Linked DNA regions of Homo sapiens: all the other regions are linked to region 1. The links are chromatin contacts, found by Hi-C or POLR2A ChIA-PET in ENCODE. All regions are on one chromosome and are shown on one strand. Each heading gives the region's core, a stretch centred on a gene start or an enhancer-like site at or near the end of the contact. The rest is flanking DNA. Distances are from core to core; before and after follow the strand shown.

Region 1 (5,404 bases), core at 2,769-5,268:
ACTTATTTCTGACTTTCATGCATGAAATGTTTCTACAGAATGAGAAGGTGGCCAGGCACAGTGGCTCACGCCTGTAATCCCAGCACTTTGGTAGACCAAGTGGGGCAGATCACTTGAGATCAGTTTAAGACCAGCCTGGCCAACATGGTGAAACTCTGTATCTACTAAAATTACAAAAATTAGCCGGGCGTGGTGGCGCGCACCTGTAATCCCAGCTACTCAGGTGGCTGAGGCAGGAGAATCACTTGAACCTGGGAGGCGGAGGCTGCAGTGAGCTGAGACCGTGCCACCGCGCTCCAGCCTGAGCGACAGGGTGAGACTGTATCTCACAACAACAAAAGAATGAAAAGATGAAACTCCATGTGCTCAGTGACATTAAAAGTACTTCCCTGTGGGAAATCCTTTTGTCTAGAAGCCAGTGTGTTCTAGTGATAATTAATTGCTTAGGCTTGATAAGATTCGTGTAATTAGAATCAACGTCTCTTTCCTGAGACAAAATAATCAGCTCTTCCTGTGATTCTTTTTGAATTAGAATTTTCATCTTGTTCCCTAAATTTAGACTTTTGTTATTACTATCTTTACTTCAAATTAATAATGGGAAGAAAGAATTAATGTGCTTTCTTTGTAAGGATAGTGAGACTTTATCCTCAAAGTATCTGTGAAAACTAGCAGGCATAAAAGTGACTAGGGAAAAGAAGAGTTAGTAGTTAACTCATGTTAGCTACGACACGAGTAGTTAATAGGTACTGTGGCTCAGGGTAGAGCCAGACTGCCTGGATTCAGTTTTCAGCTCCTTCATGTGTTAGCTGTGTAACCTTGGGCAAAATACTTAACCTCTTTGTGCCTTAGTTTCCTCACCAGTGAAATGAGGTAGCATCTGTCTACCTCTAGGGTTGGTGTGGTATGTAAAGCATTAAGAGAATAGGAAGAGCTCTCCTAGTATGTGCTATGATGAGGAGGAAGAGGAGGAGGACACAATGACTCATTAAATTTTCCTCCTAGCATCCTAGGACAATCCGAGAACTATTTATAAAATATTGTCATATTTAGAATACCCTTTGAGTTTTACTTTATAGATACCTTGTTGACGCTTATGAATGGTAGTTTGATTGTAGCTTAAATTTTTAAAATATAAACTTTATTAATGTTGAGTTTCTTTTTCTTTTTCTTTTTTTTTTTTTTTCAAGATAGAGTTTCGCTCTTGTTGCCCAGGCTGTGTTGCAGTGGCACGATCTCGGCTCACCACAGCCTCTGCCTCCCGGGTTCAAGCGATTCTCCTGCCTCAGCCTCCCGAGTAGCTGGGATTACAGTCATGCACCACCACGCCCAGCCAGTTTTGTGTTTTTAGTAGAGATAGGGTTTCTCCATGTTGGTCAGGCTGGTCTCGAACTCCTGACCTCAGATGATCCGCCTGCCTCGACCTCCCAAAGTGCTGGGATGACAGGCGTGAGCCACTGCGCCTAGCCGAGTTTCTTTTTCTTTATATCCTCAAAAACTCTATAATCAGCTTTGAGTTTTGAAATGAGTAGAATCCAATAATTCTTAAAGGTTTCTGCTTTCTCTTTGGCAGTTACTCCATTTGCAGTGTTTTAAATACATTTTGGTTCTGGATAAAGTTGTCAAGTGAGTCACTGGGGTTTAGTATCCTCCTATTTAAAAAAAAAATCAGACCTCACAAATACAGGCATAATTGTGTGTTCTCGCTCATGTCATCCCCTGTCAGGGCCTCGTATAACTACCTGGAACTCTAAGCTCATCTTGCTTTTTTATCAGAATTTATTCTCAGCCAGTAATCACATTGGAAAAGAGCTAATCAACTAATTGGTATTAAAGTGTGTATACTTGGCTGCGCGTGGTGGTTCATGCCTATAATTCTAGCACTTCGGGAAGTTGAGGCAGGAAGATCACTAGAAATTTGAGGCCAGGAATACAAGACCAGCCTGGGCAACACAGCAAGATCCCTATCTCTGTAAAAAATTTAAAAACTTAGCCAGCCATGGTGGTGCATGCCTGTAGACTCAGCTACTCCGGAGGCTGAGCTGGGAAGATTGCTTAAGCCTGGGAGGTTGAGGCTCCAGTGAGCTATGATTGTGCCACTGCAGCCTAGAGGGAGACCCTGTCTCAACAAAAAAAGCAAACCCAAAACAGCAAAAAGCACCATCCTAGGACTGAGGAGGCAACATTGTATCATAGACTGACAAAAGTCTTTGGAGTCAGTTAGAACCTAGATCAGAATCTAGACTCATTGCTCACATCCATGGGAAATAAAGTGACGTAGCAGTTAAAATTACGGACTTTTGAATCAGACTGCTCACATTTTAATCTCAGCTTCACCATTAACTGAGTGGTGCTGGGCAAATTATATAACTCTTTTGTCTTTGTATTCTCTTTTTTTTTTGATACAGAGTCTCGCTCTGTCGCCCAGGCTGGAGTGCAGTGGCGTGATCTCAGCTCACTGCAAGCTCTGCCTCCCGGGTTTACGCCATTCTCCTGCCTCAGCCTCCCGAGTAGCTGGGACTACAGCGCCCGCCACCACGCCCGGCTAATTTTTTTTTGTATTTTTAGTAGAGACAGGGTTTCACCGTGTTAGCCAGGATGGTCTTGAACTCCTGAGCTCATGATTCGCCCACCTCAGCCTCCCAAAGTGCTGGGATTACAGGCATGAGCCACCGTGCCTGGCCTGGAATTTTTTTTAATGCAGTTCTGCCGTATGCCCTTCTCTCTTCTTACTCTGTGTATTTTCCTGAAGCAGTTTCATCTGCTCACATTGCACGATCACTCACCCATTGATGACCCCCACCTCAGGGTTCAGCAGGTTCACCTCTCTGCTGAACTCTAAATCCAGAAGATTAGCTGTCTCCTGTACCTTACTGTCTGGCTGTCTTTCAGGCCCGAGCACAACATTACCAAAACTAAACTTATGTTCTCTCATGAGATTGCCCTTCTTCCTATTTGTGGCATTGACCTGCTCAGTCTCCCAAGTCAGAAACTTGGGAATCCTGCCAGTGTGTTTTACAGAAACTCAGTGCAAGTTTCCCAGGCTGCTGACCAAAATAGCTACCAGATGAGTGGCACTGCCACTCAATGGGTCAGGTACTTGTGTCCTAATAGCAAATGGGTTCTTCTCTTGGCCCTGTTACTAATATTAAACTGTCATCTAGAGTAATCACTTAACCATATTACAAGACAGTTTCACTATCTGTGCCTGAAAGAGAAATGGAAGTCAAATCAATGAGAATCTCAAATGAAAGCTGCTTGATAAATGCAAAACACTATTCACATATCTTGTTATAGTTATTAAGAGTGATAATATCTGGCTAGGCACAGTGGCTCATGCCTGTAATCCCAGCGCTTTGGGAGACTGAGGCGGGCAGATCACCTGAGGTCAGAAGTTTACGACCAGCCTGACCAACATGGTGAAACCCCATCTCTACTGAAAATACAAAATTAGCCGGGCGTGGTGGTGCATGCCTGTAATCCCAGCTACTCGGGAGGCTGAGGCAGGAGAATCGCTTGAACCTGGGAGGTGGAGGTTGCAGTGAGCTGAGATTGCACCATTGCACTCCAGCCTGGGTGACAAGAGCGAAACTCCATCTCAGAAAAAAAAAAAAAGTGATAATATCTGTGAAAGTATCTGGTCATCAGAATGAAAAATATCAAAGCATATGATCATCTGCAAAATAGCAGTAGTATTTTTAATTTTTTTATTTGTTTTTATTTTATCTTTTCTCTCTCCTTTTTTACATGCCTCCTATCCTGAGAACCCCAGTAGTGTTAGTAATCAGAAGCAGAGCTAATCAGGCAGATTTGTCATATGGACACACACACATTTAGCAACTGCAGGCTCTAGTGGGAAGAATCAAAAGATCCGTGCCGGTTTCCTTGCTGCTCTGTTCTGCCTGGTAAAGATCTGAGAATTAAAGTCTGCGTCAAGAACTTGTTTTTCGCTTTCATTTCCTCCCTCTGAAAGATGAGGGCTTTCAAAGGTTTCAGGCTGCTGCGTCATCACCGAGCTATTCTGGGTGTTGTGCCCTCGTCAGGAGGAGGGGCTGATACAGTGATTCATGCTGCTCATGTCCCCTCTGGGCTCTCAGGAGGATGCGTTATGGAATGTGAATTGTATTTTTAAAAATTCACTCAGGGCCTTAGGAAAGCTGTAACATCATGATCGTATTCTTAGAGGGATCTCATTTTTCTTGACAGCTGCATCTGGGCTACCTTTTTAGTCCTTCCAGAAGGCAAGGCATATTTGATAGCCTCTTTTCTGTTGCTTAGAAATGTGGAGACATTTAGCCCCTGAGATTGCTCAGCTGAATAGGAGAAGTGAAAGGATTCCTCCTTTTGCCACAATCAAGAAGAAACTAGTTCTTGGCAGCATAGATGGTCCAATTAAAAAAAAATCAATAATGAAAAAAAGACCTCTGTGGTTTTTTTCTGAATATGTAATGTAGGTAATATATTTTCTTTGTTGAAAATTCAGAAAATACCTAAAAGACTTTAGAAGAAAGTAAATATCACCCATAATCCCAACACCAAGCGATAGTCACCACTCTAACATTGAGGTATATTTTCTGCTTTTTTCTATGTATTTATGTGTTTTAAAAAAAACATTAAGGTTGTACTATATATATCACTCTATAACTTGAAAAATATTTAATTTTTGAACACTGTATTTTACGTAGCTAGATAATCAAAAAAGTATAAAACTATACAGTGAAAAGTCTTGCTCCCTTCTGATCACATAAAAAACTACCATTTACTAGTTTCCTTACAGAGAATTTTTTTTTTTAATTAAAAATTTTTTTTAAAGACAGGGTCTCACTATGTTGCCCAGGCTGGTCTCAAGCTCCTGGCCTCAGGCAGCCTCCCAGCTTGGCTCCCAAGGTGCTGGGATTACAGGCATGAGCCACCATGCCCAGCCCTTCCAGAGAATTTTTATGCTTATAAAAGCAATTACCAATGATTTTCTTTGCTATACCTGCAAGTTTTTAAATATAAATAATAGCATACTGTAGTAACTATTCTGTATCTTGCCTTTTTCACTTAATATGTTTTGTAATTCATCCGAAATCATTACATAGAGAGCTTCTTCATTCTTTCTTACAGCTGTCATTTTATAATATTCCATTGTACGTATGTACCATCACTTATTTAGCCAGTCCCCTGGTGAATGGATATTTAGATTGTTTCCAATCATTTGCTATTAGTAACAGTGCTTGTGTATAAATAATTTTGCCCTTTACCGTAGGATAAATTCCTAGAATTCTTAAAGGGCATGTGCATTTGATATTTTGATAGCTATTGCTAAATTACTCTCCAGGAAGTTATGTATATAAATATCCTCACCAGAGGCCAGGCGTGGTGGCTCACGCCTGTAATCCCAGTACTTTGGGAGGCCAAGGCA
Region 2 (5,389 bases), core at 227-2,726, 200 kb after region 1:
GTCGGCCTGAGGGGGGATGGAGACCATAGAGCAGGAAGTGACTGATTGGGGGGGGTCAGCCTGATGAGGAGATGGAGACCATAGAGCAGGAAGTGACTGATGGGGGGGGTCAGCCTGAGGGGGAGATGGAGACCATAGAGCAGGAAGTGACTGATTGGGGGGGTCAGCCTGAGGGGGAGATGGAGACCATAGAGCAGGAAGTGACTGATTGGGGGGGGTCAGCCTGAGGGGGAGATGGAGACCATAGAGCAGGAAGTGACTGATGGGGGGGGTCAGCCTGAGGGGGAGATGGAGACCATAGAGCAGGAAGTGACTGATTGGGGGGGTCAGCCTGAGGGGGAGATGGAGACCATAGAGCAGGAAGTGACTGATGGGGGGGTCGGCCTGAAGGGGGATGGAGACCATAGAGCAGGAAATGACTGATGAGGGGGTTGGCCTGAGGGGGGATGGAGACCATAGAGCAGGAAGTGACTGATGGGGGGGTCGGCCTGAAGGGGGATGGAGACCATAGAGCAGGAAGTGACTGATTGGGGGGGTCGGCCTGAGGGGGGATGGAGACCATAGAGCAGGAAGTGACTGATGGGGGGGTCGGCCTGAAGGGGGATGGAGACCATAGAGCAGGAAGTGACTGATGGGGGGGTCGGCCTGAAGGGGGATTGAGACCATAGAGCAGGAAATGACTGATGAGGGGGTCGGCCTGAGGGGGGATGGAGACCATAGAGCAGGAAATGACTGATGGGGTGGGGGGGTCAGCCTGAGGAGGGGATGGAGACATACAGCAGGAAGTGACTGATGGGGTCGGCCTGAGGGGGGGATGGAGACCATAGAGCAGGAAATGACTGATGCGGGGGTCGGCCTGAGGGGGGGATGGAGACCATAGAGCAGGAAATGACTGATGCGGGGGTCGGCCTGAGGGGGGATGGAGACCATAGAGCAGGAAGTGACTGATGGGTCTGCCTGAGGGGTGGGGTGAAGACGGAGGTGGAGGAGTGAGTGAGACAAACAGACCCAGGAGGCTTCTCCAGCAGCCCAGGAGACAGGCAGCGAGGACCCAAGGGAATGCTAGTGGAAACAGGAAGGAAGAACTGACCCAGCAGAGGAAACCAGCAACAGCCTGGGGCGTGGGGACTTTGTCCTCAGAGAGATCTGGGTCCAAATCCCACCCTCCCTGCCTGTTAGCTGGGTGACATTGACCAAGGTGCTTAACCTCTCTGAGCTTCAGTTGCCTCAACCGGATATGAGACAATTTAGGATCTATTTTCCAGGGTGGTTGTGAGGATCAGGGAAGTTAATGAATGTAAAGGGCTTGATTAGGGGTCTGCCAGCTGTCATGTTGATCTTGAGCTGTAATATTAGCAGTACTGGGTGACTCAGTAGGTGGGGGAGGGGTGGAGGAGCTGGAGGAGTCACAGACAAAAGTAAAATCATTAACAAAGAGGAGGAGCAGGCTTGGGCAGCTTGGAAACTTGACGTGTTGGTTGTGGTTAGGGTGAGTCAGGGACCCGTGGGACATTCAGGTGGAAGCGAGACAGGAGATGGGATGAGGAGAGAGAGCCGTGACTCCCAAGGAGAACTGAGGGGCCACTGGTGCGGAGGCGATCTTGGGGATGTTACAGGAAAGTTGCTGTCACCCAACCAGCGGGCATGCCTCCGTGAGTTTATTCAGAACATTGGCTGAGGATTCCAGATGGCAACTAGGTCCACCACTCTCAACACTCATTAAAGCTGTAATCCAGGGGCTGTGCACTTTCACAGGTCATGTTTCATTAAACTTTTTTGGATAGTAGCGTCAAATGTCATTGTTTTATTTTTAGGTAGAGAAAGGGCTGTATGCATTTTAAGTCATGGGATATTGTCCGTTATGAATCAAACACAAAACGGCTGCAAAATTCACAAACATGAAGAAGATGAGGACACCTAAGAGTTAAGTGTACTTTGAGAGGAGCAGGATTAGGCCAGGACATTGGGGGCCACTTGTATCTGGGGGCAGGTGAAAGAAAGGTGTCAGGGAAGATGCAGGAGATGCCTGGGTATCACTAATGCTGAGGGAGAGGTGAGCCTCAAGGAGTACTGGCAGTACTCATATCGTAGCGAGCCTGAGGAGAGTGAAGACTGGGGGTGAGGTCCTTGGTGTACCACCCTGGAGACCCTGGAGACTGCGTGGTCAGGACAGCTGAGGGCTGGGACCCAGTGTGGTATGGAAGGGAGATGGAGAGGATAGAGCGCGCGCGCGCGCGTGTGTGTGTGTGTGTGTGTGTGCGTGCTCTGTCACCCAGGCTGGAGTGCCGTGGCATGATCCGGCTCATTGCAACCTCTGCCTCCTGGGTTCAAGAGATTTTCCTGCCTCAGCCTCCCGAGTAGCTGGGACTACAGGTGCCCGCCACCACACCCGGCTAATCTTTGTATTACAGGATAGAGTTCTTGGAAGCCTGGCGTGGAGGGAGGGAGAGCAGGTAGCACAGTTACAGAAGGATCTTCGGGATATGGAAATGCGGTATTTGTGGACACTCATTCATCTAACACACATTTGTTGAGCTCCTAATGTGTATAGAACTGAAGGGATGGAGTCATGGGCAGTGGAAAAGCTGAAATTGTGTAAAAGAGAGAGAAGGATCAGTGGCTATGGTCTCGAAGATGACGTGGAAGTGTCAGCCATGACGGGTGGGGAGTGGCCTGCTGCTCCTCCTGGGAAGAGAAGAAGGTGAAGACTCAGGGCGCGTCTGCAGGGAGACAGTGGGAGCTGTGGGGTCGTGGATGACGCTGATCCTGTCATTAGCATCTGAGCGAGGTCACAGGTGAGACCTAGAGCAGGGAGACACCCGCAAGGCTTTGGTGGAGAGTGGGAGTGAGCTCTTCATGGACACTCTGTTAACCAGCAATTTCCTTTCCCTAATAAATGCCCTTAATTCTCCATAATTGAAGGAGAAGGCACCAGAGGGCAGTGAATGAAGCTTTAATTTGGGTAACACGGAAGGAAAGCAGCTAGAGACCAATTACTCTGTCATTTACACAAACTCATTTCCATGATTAACTTGGAAAATAAAGCAGCGCCGAGTTCCCACAGGCAGGGGAGGGCCCCAGGATGGGAGCTCTGCTCTGAGGCTGTGCCTTGGGAAGGAGCACGGGGCTATCGGCCCGGGAGACCAAACACTGAGGGTTTCCACAACAAAGAGGCAGGGCCCAGCTCTGTCCTGAGGCTCTGACCCATCCAGCCTTTGCACCCCAACAAACTGAACTCAGAGAGGTCCCTGCAAAACACAGCTGCCTCCTCGTGCCCACCTCCCCTGTGATTTCCCTGGCTTCTGGCAAGAGAAGAGAAGACGTGAGCAAAAGCTCAAGGGCAGAGATGAGTAAACAGGAACGGGGCGTGAAACTCAAACTCAGGGTGTGGGGATGGGATGGGGTGGAGTGGAGTGGAAGTGGGAATTTGAGGTGAGGTGAGACTGAAGGCCGGGGGACACGGCAGGCTGGGTCATGATGGGCCCAGAGACTCGAGCCAGGCAGATGTGACGTGAGGACTGGACATTCTAGACGCAAGGGAGGGCTGCAGTCAGCACTTTAGGCCTCTTTACCTCCTGTCGTTCCTGAGTGACTCTAGAAAGTTTCTTGAGAGCACTGGGCGAGAGGCTGGGAAGTCACAGGAAAGAAGCAGAGAGGAGGCTGGCCTGCAGGCTGATGGGCAATGTCTGGGCCAAGCCCATGTGGTAAATGCACATCTATCCCTCTCCTGTCCAGGCATGTGGGGCCTCGTTAACAATGCCGGCATCTCAACGTTCGGGGAGGTGGAGTTCACCAGCCTGGAGACCTACAAGCAGGTGGCAGAAGTGAACCTTTGGGGCACAGTGCGGATGACGAAATCCTTTCTCCCCCTCATCCGAAGGGCCAAAGGTGAGTGGGAAAGGGAGCTCCCTCCTGCCCCTGAACCTGCCCCACGTGTTCATCTTTGCTCAGAATGGAAATACCTGTCCCAGCAGCTCCAATGTCCACAACTCAGCAGAGGTGAGCTCGTGAATCCCAGGGACTATGCTGGGCCTGGGGTGATGGTGGGCAGAGGGGCTGTGGCCGGGTAGGGGAGGAGGAAGCAGAGCAGGTAAGAGGTCAGTGGTCCATGCAGCAAAAGCTTAAAGAGTTGAGCAGCCATCCACTCTGCACACCTAATCTATAGAGAGAATCACCCTTTGCACAAAGCTGTGTGTACACATCTTTGTATCAGTCAGGTGTGGTTAGTAAAATCTGGCATATTCATTCTATGGGTTATTTATATCGTAGTTTAAAAAATGAGATCATTGTGGTATTAGGGAACAATAGTAAAAATCAAGATTAGAAATTTGGAAAACCAACAAAACACCCAAACCATGTGGGTGGCCAAATGTGAGCAAACCACTTTAGAAGTCATTGACTTGGATTTTTTTCTCTGGCATAGCAAACAATTGTGGCAAAAAGGGTAAGATCCATACATCTATGGTGAAGTCCTAGCAACAACAAGCATGAACACAGACTGCAGCTGTAGGATTTTAGATGGAAACCCCAACCCTTCAGTGACTTCAAATTTAGAGCTTTCTGAAAGGTGCCTCCCCCAGGATGGGCTGAGTTCCCTCCCGGGGACACACCTGGATGGGCTGAGTGCCCTCCCGGGGACACACCTGGATGGGCTGAGTGCCCTCCCGGGGGCACACCTGGATGGGCTGAGTGCCCTCCCGGGGGCACACCTGGATGGGCTGAGGGCCCTCCCGGGGGCACACCTGGATGGGCTGAGTGCCCTCCCGGGGGCACACCTGGATGGGCTGAGTGCCCTCCCGGGGACACACCTGGATGGGCTGAGTGCCCTCCCCGGGACACACCTGGATGGGCTGAGTTCCCTCCCAGGAAAACTGGTCCCAGATCCGCCTCGGCTTCCCGGGCTGGGCCAAATGCAATCCACTTCCAACCCCTCTGTTCCCAGGGCCAGGAGGAGCTGTGGGAGGCCCCTGATGCCCCCAGGCTGGGCCTGTGGCCTTTGGAGGGGGATCACCACACTCTCCCAGTGCCCAGGACTCTCTCCTCATATCCTAGCCCTGAAGTCAGGTTCAGAAATCCTGCCCCTGCCCCTGCCTGCTGCTCTGTTTGCCAGGCGGTCCTGGTCTCCACCCAGGCTCCACCCTACCAGGGTGGAATGGAGTTGGGGAGTTGGGCCTAACAGCACGGGTCCTGTCCTCTTTCAGGGCTGTCCCGGGGCTCCCTCCCAGCTGCAGCCCCAGGTACTTCCTCGTCTGCACTCCAACCCCCATCGCCAGGGCTGCTGTCAGTGGCTAGACACTTGGCCCTAGTGTGCTACTTATCTGCACGTCGTACTACTGGAGCTGGACTTTAAGCTCCATAAGGGGAAGGGGAAGCTTTCAGGCTGTATTTC
Region 3 (5,376 bases), core at 98-2,597, 170 kb before region 1:
TTTAGGGTCGTGTGAGGCCTGAATGTAGTGAGGTGTGTGTGAAGCAACCTCTTTCCTGACTCATTCTCCTCTATTTAAAAAAAAAAAAAAAGTAGGTCAGAAAGCAAGGACGAAAACTGCAGAGGCTGAGGAGACGGACGTTTTTGGAGAAAGCCATGTACATCAAAAAGGTTCAAAGACTGAGGAAAGCCTCATGATCCGGGGGTAATTTACTACCCAGAAGCCAAATGCATTCAATGACTTGGCATTCCTCTAAAAATCAGAGGGTGTCTGTTTTATTTTATTTTTTTATTTTTTATTTTTTTTGAGACGGAGTCTCGCTGATCTCGGCTCACTGCAAGCTCCGCCTCCCGGGTTCCCGCCATTCTCCCGCCTCAGCCTCCCGAGCAGCTGGGACTACAGGCGCCCGCCACCACGCCCGGCTAATTTTTTGTATTTTTAGTAGAGACGGGGTTTCACCATGTTAGCCAGGATGGTCTCGATCTCCTGACCTCGTGATCCGCCCACCTCGGCCTCCCAAAGTGCTGGGATTACAGGCGTGAGCCACCGCGCCCGGCCAGGGGGTGTCTATTTTAACCAAGTCCAGCTCGAGAATGTGTTCAAAATGAAGGCAGAGCTGTTAAGGGCCTCAGAGATCATCCAAACCCTCCATTTTACAGATTGCAAAATTCATTAAATAAATACAAGAATGGACTTGACAACAGGGAGACAGACATCCTTTAACACATAACATAACGACTCTGGGACAAAAGATACTGGACTCAGATACAAGTTTTTAATCACCCATTACAGTTTTTTTGAATGTAGCATATTGAATAGAAGCATAAAAATAAAGCAAATACCCACATGCCCAATGTCATCAGAGGTTTTTAATAACTGCCTTGTTCTTCAGTATTTCACTCATACTTTAACTTGTACAACACTTTAAAAGTTACACAGAGAAGGGAAATTATTTGTCTTTATCTATCTTACCTGGGTATAGAATCTGACAAAAATATTTGTAATATTGTTTTCTGTTTTACATTTTCAAAAGTGGTCATTATTACATTCCCAATGTTCAAGTCACACAGAGCAAAGTGGGGATGTTTAAGTAAAGGCCAGAATGACCTGGAGACCAGGAGAAAAAGGAAGACGAGGAGGTAGAAGTTTCTTCTCTTCCTCTGGCAGAGGGACCTCAGAAGGCTAGTTTGAACCTACGAGTTTGTGCGTTTATTCATTTTCTTTCACTTTGTTCTAGACAGATGACTAATTTTTCAGCAGAAGTAGCAGCTTGCTAGGAAGCCGTGTAAAACTGGCAGTGGTTGTGGTGGGGACGTGGGTGGGAGGTGGAAGGGGAGAAGGAAGGGGCAGCCTATGGGAACGTCCATTTCCTCTTTCTGGTGACGGAGAAGGAGGGAGGATGCATCAAAACCTCAGCCTAACCACTCTGGAAAAAGACCCAGTCTTTTAAAACTGTATTTTTTTTTTCTTCGTACTTGCCTTCCAACAGCACAGCTCTGGTAGGAACAGGGGCAGGCTGGCCCATAACAAACATGGTCAACCACTGCATGCAAATACCAACTTAAATGTGTATTTTAAGGCACACTGTTTTGTACTTTGTTGGCTGATGGTGGGAACATCCTGAAATAATTCCAAGGTACGGACTTTAAATCTCAGAGACCCTCAGAGGATGCTTCCGAAAGCCCCGCGGACAGGCTTAGACCTTTCAACAGGTTTTGACATCTGGTAAGTCAACATGACTTGCTTGAGTGGGGCCATTTTCAGCACTCTCCTGTCTATTTTGCATTTCCCATTCTCTGCACCAACCCATGCCATACTCTCTTTGTTTAAAGACACTGTGGCAGGGAACTAGAGCAGACACTGGATGTTTGTGTAGCAAGAACCTCTTTAGGAAGCAGAAGGGAAGAACTGGAGGCTAATGTGCACTATTAGAATAAACTTGTTTAAAAGAATGTATGTTATTTCTTCAGAAACCATATTCAGTGCTCTCAAAATATTTAAAAAGGTCTGTTCTAAAAGATGACCCTTTATAAAACAACATAATATAAAAACGAAAATTTTGCTTTCAATTTGTCCATAGGAATCAAAAAGGTGTTTGCTAACTACCACTTTATGTAAATTTCCATTCTTGTATAATTCAGTTAAAAAAAAAACAGCAAAAGAAAAAAGTAAAAAATAAATAATAGAATGATGATCTACTTTCATAAGAGAAAAACAATCCTGGGAATCCTGCTGGCTGACACAGATGATCTGTGGAGCTGGGCGCTCTCTCTTTCACTTTGTAACATGTGATGCTGTGGCCTAGTCAACTCCTGGCTAGTTAGAAAGAGGTGCGGTGAACTGGGTAAAGAGAATCACTGTCATGGGTGCGGTGAGTTGGGTAAAGAGAATCACTGCCATGGGTGCGGTGAGTTGGGTAAAGAGAATCACTGCCATGGGTGCGGTGAGTTGGGTAAAGAGAATCACTGCCATGGGTGCGGTGAGTTGGGTAAAGAGAATCACTGCCATGGGTGCGGTGAACTGGGTAAAGAGAATCACTGCCATGGGTGCGGTGAGTTGGGTAAAGAGAATCACTGCCATGGGTGCGGTGAGTTGGGTAAAGAGAATCACTGCCATGGGTGCGGTGAACTGGGTAAAGAGAATCACTGCCATGGGTGCGGTGAGTTGGGTAAAGAGAATCACTGCCATGGGTGCGGTGAGTTGGGTAAAGAGAATCACTGCCATGGGTGCGGTGAACTGGGTAAAGAGAATCACTGCCATGGGTGCGGTGAGTTGGGTAAAGAGAATCACTGCCATGGGTGCGGTGAGTTGGGTAAAGAGAATCACTGCCATGGGTGCGGTGAGTTGGGTAAAGAGAATCACTGCCATGGGTGCGGTGAGTTGGGTAAAGAGAATCACTGCCATGGGTGCGGTGAGTTGGGTAAAGAGAATCACTGCCATGGGTGCGGTGAGTTGGGTAAAGAGAATCACTGCCATGGGTGCGGTGAGTTGGGTAAAGAGAATCACTGCCATGGGTGCGGTGAGTTGGGTAAAGAGAATCACTGTCATGGGTGCGGTGAGTTGGGTAAAGAGAATCACTGCCATGGGTGCGGTGAGTTGGGTAAAGAGAATCACTGTCATGGAAGCTACAGGAACAGGAACCAAACTCTGAGAGCAATGGTGGAGCTGTTGATGAGCCCCAGGGCCACCCCTGAGTTACTGATACCTAATTAGAAGGTGATAGAGAAGAATCATGTTTTCCTCCTTGCAGGCTATAGACAAAATATGTTAACAAGACTTGTAATGGTCGTGGTTAATGAAAAAGTATCACATGGCACCAAGTCATTTATTTCTTTAAATTTGTCTTTATACCACATAATATTCCTTAATAGTATAATACTTAGTTGGTTTAATATAATTGCTTTTTAAAGGGGTTATTGGATAAGACTGTATCAAGTTCATTTCCCTTAATCGCATCTATAAATAAATTTAACTATTTGTAATATTAAAGGGCAATAAAGTTATAACTGAGCTGGAGGCAATAAATCCTCATAGCAGGACAACAGCTTAGAAATGGCCTGTTGCATGCCAGACTCCAAAGAACCAGAGCTTCATGGAAAAACTGATGAAATCCAAATAAAGCCTGTAATTCAGTTAATCGTATTGTTCTCATGTTACTTAGTTTGAATTACTGTCCTATGTTTGTATTAGACGTTAGTTAACATTAGAAGAAATTGACTGAAGTATACAAAAGGAACTCTAGGCTATTTTTTCAACATTTCTGGAAGTCTAAAACATTTTAAAAAGTATCAAAGCAAGTGTTAGAACACTGAAGCCAACTGCAGCATTCTCAATCTGAGATATACTTAGTTTTTGAAGGATATATTTAGTTGTCAAATAGCAAGTGGGAAAGTTTAGGAAAATAGAATAATTATTTCAAATTACTTATACTTATTTCAATCTATATATTTATAATTTCTTTGTGTGGTCCTTGGAAATAATCAAGGAAAACTGTTCAAAAGTACACTGACTCTTGTAACACAAAGTCATGTTAATTATGATCGACTTAGCTCAGAGCTAGTCCTGTAAGATTTTAGAGATTTACATTTCTAAAATTTTAGGACAACCAAGTCTATTTAGGCAACATAAAAAATGATAAATTTATTACCTGAGGTACACCAATTTTTCTGCAAGCTTCTAGGAAATTTTCCACATTTCGCCTGCATTTCGCCATTGTTAATTTAGGCTGAAATGAGGAAAAGAAAATGTGTTACTAGAGAAGTTTTGTTTCTGGGACAGGGTCTCACTGCCACCCAGGCTGGAGTGCAGTGGCGCAAGCCTGGCTCGCTGTATCATTGACCTCCCAGGCTCAGGTGATCCTCCCACCTCAGCCTCCCAAGTAGCTGGGACTATAGTTGCATGCCATCACACCTGGGCAATTTTTGTAGAGACAGGGTTCGCCACGTTGCCCAGGCTGGTCTTGAATTCCTGAGTTCAAGCAATCTGCCTGCCTCAGCCTCCCAAAGTGCTGGGATCAGAGGCATCAGCTAAATGCCCAGCCTACTAGCAACATTAAAAAATATTTGCTAACTTTAGAAATACTCCTGGCAATCGCTTCATAACTCTCAATGCTGTAGACTAGGGGGTCAGCGAACTTTTTTTTAAAGGATCAGATAATAAATGTTAGTTCTGAGGGCCATAAGAACTGTTGCAATGCCAGGTGCGGTGGCTCACGCCATAATCCCAGCACTTTGGGAGGCTGAGGTGGGCGGATCACCTCAGGTCGGGAGTTCGAGACCAGCCTGACGAACATGGAGAAACCCCGTCTCTACTAATAATACAAAAATTAGCCAGGTGTGGTGGCGGGCACCTGTAATCCCAGCTACTCGGGAGGCTGAGGCACGAGAATCACTTGAACCCGGGAACCCGGGAGGCAGAGGTTGTGGGGAGCTGAGATCGCACCATTGCACTCCTGCCTGGGCAACAAGAACAAAGCTCCATTTCAAAAAAAAAAAAAGAACTGTTGCAACCACTCGAGTCTGCCAGGAGCTTGAAAGCAACTATAGACAATATGCAAACAAGAAAGTGTGACTGGGTTCCAGTGAAACTTGATTTACAAGAAGAAGTGCTGGCCTGTGGGCAGTACTTTGTCACCCCACACTTGAGACATTGGCTTTGATTTTGGAAGGCAAGTACTAAATAGAAAAACTTTGAACGAATAGTTACAAACTTTTTTTTTCCATTTTAAAACAGTGTAACACTAAGGCAGCAGTCCTCAACCTTTTTGGCACCAGGGACTGGTTTCACAGAAGACAATTTTTCCATGGACAGGGCTGGAGCTGGGGGGGATGGTTTCAGGCTGATTCAGGCACATTACATTTATTGTGTATTTTATTT
Region 4 (5,938 bases), core at 2,791-5,290, 250 kb before region 1:
TCTAAGTTTCCGCCTAACAATATGAGCAAACTAAATCCACAATAAGTAGAAAAAGGAAATAACAAAGAACAGAAAACAATGAAATAGAAACAAACATTAAAGAAAATTACCAAAGCCAACATGACCAAGTAAGGTTTATCCCAAAAAAGCAACGTTGATTTACTATTGGAAAATGCAATGTAATCTACCACATAACAGTTCATAAAGTGAGAAACTATATGATTATCTCAATAATTACCAGAAAAAACAAAAAGCATTTGACAAAATTTGTCCCCATTCAGGATAAAAACCCTCGGGAAACCAGAAACCAAAGGGAGCTTTCTCAATCTGATAAAGGGAACTACAAAAAAATGTAAAGTTAACATCATACTTAATGGTCAGAGACTGGTCCTAAGATCAGGAACAAATGGCAAGGAGGCGTGCTATCTCACTTTTGCTCAGCCTGGAACTGCCTGTCCTCACCAGAGCAATAAGGGGGAAAAAATACATAAATGATACAAAACTACAACAACAAAAATTGTTCCTATTTATAGTTAATACATTGCTAACATCAAAAATTGTAAGGGAGGAAACCCTAGTAGAATAAATAAGTTTAGCTAGGTCTCAGAAGACAAGGTTAATATACAAAAATTATTTCTACCTACTAGCAGTGTATTTTTACATACTAGCAGCAAACAACTGGAAAACTTTAACCATAATTCCACTGACAATGGCATCAAAAAATAAAAGACTTAGGAAAACATTTAACAAAAAACATGCAAGATCTGGCTGGGCACGGCGGCTCATGCCTGTAATCCTGGCACTTTGGGAGGTCGAGGCAGGAGGATCGCCTAAGGCCAGGAGTTCAAAACCCACCTGGACTCTGTCTCAACAAAAAATAAAAAATTAGCCAAGTGTAGTGGCGCATACTTGGGAGTCCCAGCTACTTGGGAGATTAAGGCAGAAGGATCATTTGAGCCCAGGAGTTCAAGCCTGCTGTGAGCTATGATTCTGCCACTGCACTCCAGCCTGAGTGACAGAGCAAGACTGTCTCAAAACAAAACAAAAAAAAAAAAGAGAGAGAAAAGAAAACAGAAGAAAAAATGCAAGATCTATACATTTTTGCTGAGAAAAATTATGCATCACCTCAATAAATGGAGAAACATACATTATGTTCATGGATTGAAAGACTTGATACTGTTAGATGTCAATTATCTCCAAATCATCTATAGAGTAAATGCAATCCCAATCATAAACCCATCAGGCTTTTTTGAAGAAACTGAGAAGCTGACTCTAAAATTTATATGGATCTGTCTTTGAGCCTCCCCCTGCCAAAAAATAAATAAATTTATATGGAAATATAAAAGCCTTAAAATAGCCAAAATCATTTTGAAAAGGAAGAACAAAGCAGGAATGCTTACAATAACAATACTGTCTGATTTCAATATTTATTACAGAGGTACATAATCCAGGCAACTGAATACCCATATGGGGCAAAAAAAAAAAAAAAGGATATTGATCCCCTATCTCACATCATATATAAAAATTAATTTCAGATGAATCATAATCCTAAAAGTGAAGGCTTCTAGAACACAGGAGAATATTTTTATGACCTAGGGGGTATTTAAAGATTTCTTAGAAAGGACATCTGTTGGTGAGGATATGCAGCAACCATAACTAATATTTTGTTGATGGGGGTGTAAAATGGTAGAGTATTTTGGAGAAAGGGTTAGTATTTTTTATAAACATTCACCTACCCTTGACCCAGTAATTTCACCCCTAGGTATTTATCCAAGAACAATGAAAACATATATCCACAAAAATTACTGTACAAGAATATTGACAGCAGCTTTATTTATAATAGCTAAAATCTGGAAGAAACCAAAATACCCATCTTTGAACAAGATAACGGAAAAACAAATTGTGATATAAGTATTCAATGGAATACTCAGCAATTCAAAGGAATAAATTACTATCACATACAACACGAATCTCACAGACATAATGCTGAGCAGATGCCAAATACAGAGGAGTACATACCATATAATTCCATTCAATACACGAAGCTCTAGAATTGGCCAAACTAATCTAGTATTTAAAAAAAAAACAATTAGAAAACTAGTTGCCTGGGGTGGGCAGGAGACTGGCACAGGACAGGAGGGAACGTCTGGAGATGTGGGAACGTTCTATGTTGTGATGGGTTGTATGCTTTATGTGGATGTGCATGGATACATTTGTGGCATTTCAATATATGTAAATTTTACCAAAAAACTTCAAAAGAACAGTAACTCAAGTAGGGGGCTGCGGAATGGCTGAAAGTATATGAAACAAGAATGGCGGAACCTTAAAGCTAGGTGTTAAAGCTAGGTGATGGGTCCATGCGGGTTCATTAAATTATTCTGATGTTGTTTGTACCGGCGTAATAAAAGGTAAAAACAAAACTTACAGGCTTTAGTTGAGAACCAGTTAAAAAGTAAAACTGTTTTGTAGCTCCCCAACACCACCAAAACCAAAAAAGTTATGTAATTTCCTGTAGCATTGAACAGAGGTATAGTCATTAGCGTAACTACAGTGAACACTGTAGCTCCTGGCTATACTCCGTGTCCAGGTTAAAACAAGGAGAATAGTGAGGACGACAGGGTATTTATATACTCTATGAGGAACTAGCGAAACGTATTAGGGACCAGGACTCTTTCTCTTATTTTAATCCAAATTAAAAGAGAGAAGTGCAGGGTTTTGTGGGAAATTTTTTTTAAAGAATTCAGCGAAAATGCAGCATGATAAAAGCTGCAAAAAAGCTATAAACTCCGAAGTTAATATTTTGGCTCACTTGGTTATGAAGAGTATGCATGTAACATTTTGGGAAATTACCATAAAAATGAGTGTCTTTAGATTTCTGGGCTGAATTGAACATGTGTAGGTGTATCAGCATGCAGCCCTGCCCCAGGTACTCTCCCTTTCTCAAAGAATATGGATTATCGTGGACCCACCTCTGACCTAAATACTGTGAAGGAATCAAAGTATGAAACACAAACCTTATCCCACGGAACCTTATAATCTAACTGCAAAGGCAAGATACGCCTAAAAAATAAGCCATTATCCCATAGCAGTACTTGGTTAAATGCCAGGAGGGAGTACAGACACGATGTACTTTTTAATGAAAAGAATATTGCGCTGTGGTGGTTTCAGCAGGCTGCCTTGAGGTTAGGGAATTTGAAATGAGACAAAGAATTTAAGCAGAGAGAAAAATGGGATGGGAGGCGGGCAGGCACTTCCAGAGCAGAGGAACCGGGTAAAGCAAACAAAGTGACGACATAACGTGAAAAGAAACCTGAATTTTGTCTCCAGTGAGCCCCCAACGTCCCACCAACGCCTCTATCTGGCTCTCCGTTCAATGTCTTCCCGAAACTTCAGGTCAGCGGTTCCTAAAGTGGTCCCCGGACAAGCATATCTCACCAACCAGCTGGGAACGTAAACTGTCAACTCTGGGGACTCATCCCAGACCTACTGAGTCACTAAGTGGGGGACTGAGGGCGGCAATCCGTGTTGTACCATGTGCGTCGGGTGACTGTGATGCACGCTCAAGTTTGAAAACCACTCCTCGAGGGCTACTGCTAAGCACAACCCTCCGCACAGAAGTGATACTGTTCTGAGCGCCTAACAGCCAACTTGCAGGGTGTAGGGAGCTGAGAGCGGGTCCCAGGCCTGTAAGAGTCAGGCTCTGCCCCAATTTCGCTTTCTCATCCAGGACACCTTCTCCCAGTCACTATCTCCTACGCCTGCTCCTTCTGGGTGACTTTACCCTGAGAGGGCCCGCTCCCGCCCATGTCGCCCTACCTCAGTGTCAGAGGGGACGTGGTGCCGGCAGGGAGGGGAACTGCCCAAGGAGACGGGAGTAGATGTGGCGCTGGCCCGGAGCCCGCCCAACAGGAGTAAAACGCTTCGGACCCACACAGACCCGCTCCAGCGCCACCGGCTCCGGCCCGGGCCTGAGCCCGAGTAACCCACTCCTCCGCCCCATTCGGCCGCCATCTTCGGGCCGAGCGTCGTTACCATGGAGTGCGTGACGCCTCTGCGCCCGCGCCGGCCCCGCCCCTCGCCGCTGGGGGTAGACGGAGGGCCCAGCCGGCGGAAAGGCGCTTTCCGATTGGACAGCGTCACCCGCTAGAAGTTCGCCGCAGAAGATGAGGGCGGCGATCACGTCCATCGCGTCTCGTGGCGCGAAGCCGGCCAATAAATGCTGTTTGGAGGCCCACGTGAGTGGGGCTGTGGGAGGAAGAAAGGCTAGCGGGCGTTGGCCGTATGTGGGTGTCTTGAGGCAGTTTTTCAGTTCTTTCATTTACCAAAGTGACATGCACCTACTAGGTGCCAGGTGTTTAGACGTACATACAACCCTCTGCAAAATCTTTCAGTGTAGTCCTCTGTATGAAAAGGTGAGTGGAATACTTTCATTTACTTATCCTGAGTCACCAACTTTAGGCCCATTACTTAACTAACGCCATTTCCTATAAAAATCTATGATACACCGTTTACTGTTTTACTCAACTCCATCTTTTAGTTTCCAGCCAAGAATTGCCACTGCACCTGAGATAAGGGGGATCCTGGCCATTAAGGAAACCTTGCCTTCGAAACTGAGCCGTGAGGAACTATACAAAATGGGAAATTGGGACAAATCCCAGTGGCTCATGACACTAAGAAGTAAAATTACGAACTCACTGAGCTGGAAGTCATTCAACGGGAATTGAATAGGTAAGCTACTATACTGGGAAATGAAGGAGTAGGAAAGAAGGAAAACCTCAAGTTACAAACTATGGGTGGAGATTCAGCTACGAGGATGGGGTGGTGTTTTAAGTATTACCATTTTACAAGTAAATACTCACTAAATGTGTGTATCATCCCACAACTAGTGGAAGGTGGGATTCCAAACCACATTTGTAACTTAGGAAACGTGCCCTTTCCACTACAATACCACAAATAAATTGCTATTGTGAATAAAGAATGGAACCAGTCATCCTAAGCTCCTGGCTGTAACAATAGTGTTATGCTGAGGAAAGGCTGTTTCTTTTTTTTTTGAGACGGAGTTTCACTCGTCGCCCAGGCTGGAGTGCAGTGACACAATCTCGGCTCAATGCAACCTCTGCCTCCCGGGATCAAGCTATTCCCCTGCCTCAGCCTCCCGAGTAGCCGGGATTACAGGCACCCGCCACCACGCCCGGCCAATTTTTATGTTTTTAGTAGAGACGTAGTTTCACCACGTTGGCCAGGCTGGTCTCAACCTCATGACCTCAGGTGATCCGCCCGCCTCCGCCTCCCAAAGTGTTGGGATTACAGGCGTGAGCCACCGCGCCCAGCCAGGAGGCAAAGCTGTTTCAATGGTGTAGTGGACAAGTTACCAGCCACGCAAGCCCTTTCCTGTAAACCACAGGACTCCTCCTTTGGCAACGGTGACTTGAGTACTTTTGACTTAATTTCCATATGGGAGGAGAAAAACATAAAAACATACATTTATTATTTACAAATGCTGCATCATCTCAGTAAGGAAGAGCATGTATTTGCTTTTGAGTCTCATTTGCCATTGCACATGTAAGTTACTCGAGTTAAAGTCTCAACCGTTTGTTTTCCCCCGCTTTGCTCAGATGCCTACCACTTACCGTGTGTCTGTTCCACTCAGAATACCATCCACTTCTCCATATGCCTAACCCAGACCTGAAATACCCATCTGTCTTCATGGATATGTCCACAGGTTAACATCTTACAGCTTCCTCAAATTCAACTTTAGCTCCTCCCACAAAACCATCTCCTGATTCCCCAACTTTGTAAATGCACCATTATCCATCCAGCCCCCAAAGCCAGAAACATGTTAGAATTCTCCATTTGAGACTGAAAAGCCCACCTAATTTTCCCTTGTTTATGCTGGGATGCCATTGGGATTTGAAATAATCTGAGCTGGTGGCTCATA

The links. A loop is a pair of places that touch in the nucleus more often than their neighbours do. ChIA-PET counts read pairs that join two places held with the same protein, here RNA polymerase II (POLR2A). Pooled maps may share reads with other maps.
Region 2: a loop to region 1 is called in a pooled map, with 2.4 times the contacts of the local background. The contact joins two enhancer-like sites. A Hi-C loop is called at or near these places in 1 of 50 pooled maps. POLR2A ChIA-PET finds 5 or more read pairs at or near these places in 4 of 52 experiments (A549, H1, MCF 10A and 1 more).
Region 3: a pooled map shows a loop between it and region 1 (4-fold over the local background). The contact joins two enhancer-like sites. A Hi-C loop is called at or near these places in 8 of 50 pooled maps. POLR2A ChIA-PET finds 5 or more read pairs at or near these places in 2 of 52 experiments (H1 and OCI-LY7).
Region 4: a pooled map shows a loop between it and region 1 (4-fold over the local background). The contact joins the promoter of LMLN here to the enhancer-like site in region 1. A Hi-C loop is called at or near these places in 10 of 50 pooled maps. POLR2A ChIA-PET finds 5 or more read pairs at or near these places in 7 of 52 experiments (CD4-positive, alpha-beta T cell, H1, Panc1 and 4 more).

Annotation. Positions count from the first base shown.
Region 1 is chr3:197,711,070-197,716,473 of GRCh38, reverse strand. All of the region lies in intron 2 of RUBCN (rubicon autophagy regulator), which reads left to right. Among named protein-coding and RNA genes, the nearest start is that of RUBCN, 23 kb to the left of the region's middle. RefSeq lists enhancers at 3,764-4,133, 3,842-4,136, 3,857-4,477. Within about 2 kb of position 4,018, at least 39 of the 41 ENCODE cell types and tissues checked have a DNase peak (open chromatin) inside an H3K27ac peak, as active enhancers do; they include CD4-positive, alpha-beta T cell and Panc1, where a contact is called at or near this core.
Region 2 is chr3:197,512,763-197,518,151 of GRCh38, reverse strand. BDH1 (3-hydroxybutyrate dehydrogenase 1) reads left to right here. Exons shown (of 8, transcript NM_203314.3): 7 at 3,736-3,888. Among named protein-coding and RNA genes, the nearest start is that of LINC02012, 5.8 kb to the right of the region's middle. Within about 2 kb of position 1,476, at least 9 of the 41 ENCODE cell types and tissues checked have a DNase peak (open chromatin) inside an H3K27ac peak, as active enhancers do.
Region 3 is chr3:197,874,547-197,879,922 of GRCh38, reverse strand. LRCH3 (leucine rich repeats and calponin homology domain containing 3) reads right to left here. Exons shown (of 21, transcript NM_001365715.1): 20 at 4,148-4,225. Among named protein-coding and RNA genes, the nearest start is that of RPL35A, 73 kb to the left of the region's middle. Within about 2 kb of position 1,347, at least 2 of the 41 ENCODE cell types and tissues checked have a DNase peak (open chromatin) inside an H3K27ac peak, as active enhancers do.
Region 4 is chr3:197,958,319-197,964,256 of GRCh38, reverse strand. It overlaps LMLN (leishmanolysin like peptidase), which reads right to left and starts at 4,040. Exons shown (of 17, transcript NM_001136049.3): 1 at 3,817-4,040. The coding sequence starts at 4,011. It overlaps DRC9 (dynein regulatory complex subunit 9), which reads left to right and starts at 4,266. Exons shown (of 12, transcript NM_032263.5): 1 at 4,266-4,412; 2 at 4,538-4,728. RefSeq lists a silencer at 3,982-4,211 and an enhancer at 4,763-5,263.